2 separate regions of the Mus musculus genome follow, and region 1 is linked to region 2. Evidence: chromatin loops called from intact Hi-C (ENCODE). Cell type or tissue: left cerebral cortex. All regions are shown on one strand.

Region 1 (2,500 bases), 120 kb before region 2:
TGTTGTTGTCGTTTGTTGTTGTTTGTTTTTTGTTTTGTTTTGTTTTTTGATTTTTTTGTTTTTTTACCCTTGGTTCTGGCAATCTAGATTCAGGTCCTCATTGTTGCATCCAGCACCCTCCCAACCCTGCCTTTAGGGGAGAATTGGATGTCCACAGTTGACTCTCCATTAGCCAGCCCTTCCCTTTCCACCTCTCGGCTATACCAGTGACAGTTTCATATATTTACAATGGCTCTTGGCCTATCAAAACCAGGCATTGAGGGAGGCCCAGCCCCTCAAATAGATCCTCATGGGAGGCAGGGACAATGGCTGTGCCCTCAGCCTCTGGTTCACTCTGAGTGTGCTGGAAGCCGCTCGCTCATTCTGCTCTTTGCCTCTCAATTGGTCGCTCTGAGAGAATAAGGAGTCCAAGCAGCACACCCAACACAGGACAAAGACAAACCGAAGCAGGAGACCGGGGGCTGGACCTGATGGAGTACTGAGGCCAACACAGGGCTCAGGGCGGCACTCAGCCTAGACGGGCAGCTGAGAGAGAAGAGAACGGCACCCAAGTAAGTCCTGAGAGTCCAGGGGAACCGAGTTCAAGGGCCACCGTGGTTACCTGGGTAGCAGCGGGCTGTGCACCAGCATCACACGGCACTCCACCGTCATCCATCTTCTCTAGAGCGACGCCCAAACTCCCTCAAACTCCCTCTGAGTTCAGTGAGGACCTCAGCGCCTCGTGAGCCAAACATGATGAGCCCATCTTGAGAGTCAGAAAGGGCGTTCCGTCCCCGTGCCCCCCCCCCCCACCTCTGTTCCTTGTGATCCGTACTACCTCTGAGTCAGGACTGTCCTGTGTCTTCGACCACACGGGGACGGGGACTGTGCTTTCTGCCTACAACACTCTACTTACATCGGCCTAACTTCTGCTCGTTTTCAGACCATTTCAGACAGCCTGTGGGTCACCAGGTCTCCTCCTCCAGGAAGCCCCATGCTTTCGCCAGCAGCAGTGATTCCCACTGGCCAAAATAACAATACATTAAAGAGACCTCAAAGGTAAGCAATGGTGTTGACATCAGAAACTGGTCGCCTCGGAATCCAGCGATGAGGTCACCCCTAGGCAACAGGGACGCTCATGCGTCTGTTGCCATGGCAACCGCCACACATCATTCCCCCCCCCCCCCCCCAATGTGCGCCTCACCTGCGCACTTCACCTGCGCACCTGATATTCATGGTTACATCCCGGCCTGAATAAAAGGCAGGGCCCCAGACCCCTCTCCCCTTCTTTGTTCCCCTCATTCCTCCTCCTCACCCCCTCTTTCCCCAGTAAATCTCTTCTCATAGAGCTGTGCTGCTGTGGTGTGATCTGTCCAGATACAAGCCACCTTCTAACACAACAGTTGGGCAGTGGTACCACGCGGCCAGCAGGCCAGCAAGAACCCTGTCCCTTGGGAGAGCTTCAGCTGCTGGGTGGTAGCGAGATGTCTGTCACTGTTGTGGGTGGTAGCGAAATGTCTGTCACTGTGGCAGACGCTACATTTCTAGAAACGTGAGTTTTCCTCTCTGCCTCTCCAGCCTGAAGGGAGGAGCATCCAGATCTCTGCCTCCGCCAGAAATCCTCTTACAGGATGTGAGTGTTGGGGGAGGGGAGGCATTCGGTAATTTCCCTCTCTACCTTGCTGCCCTGAGACAGCATCTCTCTGAATCAGAATCTGCTGCTTTGAGCAGGCTGGTTTGTTCCACACTCTCTGCATTGGCCCGTCTCTGCCCCCAGTGCTGGGCCTGAAAACACTGGAGTTTTTGTACAAATATCAGGGATCAGGAGTCAAGTTCTCATGCTGGCCTCTCACCCAGTGAGCCGCTCCTCGGGCCCTCCCCTTACACTCTATGAGCTGGAATTAGTTTGCATATCCGTCATTCTGCCAAGGGGGTACATATGGCACAAGTGACATTATCACTCGACCACCCCTGGGGACTCCACATGGGCTCAGCTTCCTCTGAGGTGCTTGGCTGAAGAGCTGAAGAGCAGGAGTGGCTCTCTGATTAAAGATGTTATCTAGAAAAAAAGTTAGAAGCGGCAGGCAGTTGGTGGGATTCATCTTGTTCTATGGTCCTTGAAGAGACTTAGCATCCTTGTTGAAGACGTTGCCTGACCTGGAGATAAAAACCTGGCCTTCTACCCACCACTGCACACAAGCTCTCTGCTCTCCACCGTCTCTGCATACTGAAGCTCCATCACCCTGAGGAGACTTTCTGAACCCTCCAGCCACACACACACTGTCCCCAGTACTGTGACCTATACTCCGATGTTATCACATAGCAGTCTTTCTTAACATTTTCGGACTGTAAAAGCCCCAGAATGACAAGTCAGATGTGCCTTGCTTACCCTGAGGTCTGGCCAGCATCTGTCTCTGTGCTCGGTACATATGAGATGCTCTACAAACAGCCGTGAGTGAACAGAAGCCCTAAGTCAGCATCCAGGATGGAACATCTGCCCCTGAGGGCCACTGTGCCTCTG
Region 2 (2,500 bases):
CAAACAATTTGCAAATCGCCCACACATATGTGTGCTTTAAATCTTTACTATTTAAAGCTTAGTCCAACGTAAACATTGCACCAATAGGTGTGCTGTTGACTTAGTTACCATTCACTGCTGACTTGACACAGTTTACAGTCATCTGAGAGGAAAGCAGGGATTGAGGCACTGCCTAGATCAGACTGACCTGTGCAGACTGTCAGGGTTATTAATTGGTGTAGAAAGGTCCGGGCCACCGTGAGCTGTACTGTCCCCAGGCAGGTAGTTCTGTGTGTACAGGGAAGTTAGCAGAGCATAAGCCAGCAAACAGCTTGCCTCCCTGTGTCCTGCTGTGTGTCCTTGGGTGTCAGTGCGTTTCCAGTTTGGAAGCAAGGCTTTGTGAATAGCAAGCAGTTCAGCCCTGATGTCCCTCTGGGATGGGCAGTGACCTGACAGTGGATGAGGTACAAGTTGCTTTTGGATAGTGTTTCTATCGCAGCAACAGAAAGCAAACCAAAACAATTTTCAACGCAAGGCTGATTGAATCTCAGATGCAGAAACAGGTCACTACAGAAGGAAACTTGGCCGGCCATGGGGTTTGCTTGGTTTTTTTGTTTTTGTTTTTTGTTTTTTTCCTGAGACCACCAGTGTCAAGTTGGTGGGTGGTAGGACTAAGTCAGTCCGCAGTGATCTGCAGTCTGTCAGCTGCCTGTGGACAAAAGAGCCAAGAGTGCCTCGAAGCTCTGCCCCCAGATCTAGCGCACCCCTCTCATGCTGAGCGATCTGTCCGCAGAAAAAGATTCTTCCCAGCACTCCACAAAACGCACCCTTCTAGAAACATCTACCAGATGAGGCACTCTGAGGCCCTGAGGACTTTGCGTGGGTGGTCCAGTCAGCTCCTTAAAGGCAGCTCTTGTGTTTGCCTGTCCTTCGGGTAGTGTCTAAATTCTCAATTAAGACGGAAGTTGGCGTCTGCCTGGTCTTTCTCTGCAGTGCTGAAGACATTATTCATTTACTTAGGGCTCATCTGTAGCGCAACACAGTTGGCCCCTCCTCCGCCCTGAACTCACCCCTCATACACACTGGCCAAGCCTCGTCCCTGCTTCATATCCCTTCATCTGCTCAGTGCTCGCTGGTTGAACAGTTACTGCTTCCCAAAAGGAAAGTAACCGTCTGACTTTTTTGTCCCAAAAGCAAAACAGGGAGTTGTTTTGCCTTATTTGGCTCCTGCTAATATGGGGAGCACTAGGAGGGACACCTTTGGTGACTTGAATTGATGGAGCCCTTTTAAAAGCCCAACTCGGCATCCTTAGTGCAACAGTCCTCTGGCGCCACCTGGTGGACGAATGTGTAATGACTCAAGACTGCAAAGTCCGTGAAGTTGTGTCTGTGTTTAAGGGAGCCTCCTGAGAAAATATCAAGTATATTATTTGTCGTACACTGGATACCTATATTTAACTCTGATTTTGAACTAAACAATAAATAAAGCATTGGCTGCCTCTTTACTTAGCACCAAACGCTACCAGTTAAGAGATTGTGTAACAGTAACCACTCTCTCGTCTCCCTTCATAGCTGAAGGTCTTTGAAACAGGAATGTTCCAGCTGGGAAAGTTGTAGCAGCTTGCTCCTGTATCCCAGAGTCTCAGAGAGAAACTGCAGACAGCTGAACACTGGGATCTTTAATGGCCCCCACACCATGGCACACTCCAAGTGAGAACCTCTTCAGGGGTGCACATCATCTTACGGGATGGCAGTGGGGATCCAATGTACAGACAAGACCTGGGAGGCAAAATAACAAAACCGGTTTCAGAGACTCCAAAGAGACCTCTGCAGTCAGAACACTCCCCCTCCCCTTTAGGGTTGGCTTGAGTCTGCAGCCACATTCTGAACACCTTTTGATCTTAAAGTAGTTGAGAGTCTCCCAGAGGTGGACTGAAATTGTTTACTGTCCCAGTAATTACGGGGTAGGCTCTGTGTGTCCCATTATATCACAAACACACACAAAGAACACACACTAGACACTTCTTGTTTTGATCTCAGCATATGATGTGAACCAGGTCACTTGTGTCTCAATGTCTGGGCTTCTATCACTAAAAGAAGCTGCACTCAATATTTCATACTGTGACAGCTGAGAAAGATGGACACAGACAGACATACCGACAGTCTTCTTTTTTTCTTGGGTGTAGGGTACCACTTCCCTTTCTCCTCCCACAGCCCTGATCCAGTTTCCTGGCTCCAGATGGTTTCAGGGACCCCTGAAGAAGGGCATCTAGACCACGCAGTCTGAGAGGTGGATGCAGGAAGGGGAAAACCCATCAAAATGGGCAGGGACATGGATTCTGGTCCTGTGGCTTCTCCTCAGAGTGTTTCTCAAACTCTTGGGGCTTCCACCACAAAATGGGGGCTCTAAAAGATAATCCCAAGGTCCCATTTAGCCCCGATCCTCATATGCTGAATCCATGAAGACTTGCTTCAAGTCACTCTCAAGGCAAATCGCCACTGACCCGAAGTCAAGTGTGCT

What was found. Hi-C counts contacts between places; a loop is a spot of excess contacts. Peaks named below come from ENCODE experiments on the same cell type or tissue, not always from the same donor. Only the 100,000 strongest peaks of a DNase experiment are listed, where the experiment ranks them.
Region 1: it touches region 2 in a loop (2.2-fold over the local background); 3 of 42 quality-filtered maps call a loop at or near these places.

The regions. Positions count from the first base shown.
Region 1 is chr16:93,457,798-93,460,297 of GRCm38, forward strand. 1700029J03Rik (RIKEN cDNA 1700029J03 gene) reads right to left here and starts at 1,075. Exons shown (of 3, transcript NR_040494.1): 1 at 896-1,075. In left cerebral cortex, no CTCF peak of the experiment used is centred here; a DNase peak (open chromatin) is centred at 1,554.
Region 2 is chr16:93,575,600-93,578,099 of GRCm38, forward strand. No RefSeq gene overlaps it. Among named protein-coding and RNA genes, the nearest start is that of Setd4, 27 kb to the right of the region's middle. In left cerebral cortex, a CTCF peak has its summit at 1,323 (motif pointing left); a DNase peak (open chromatin) is centred at 1,309.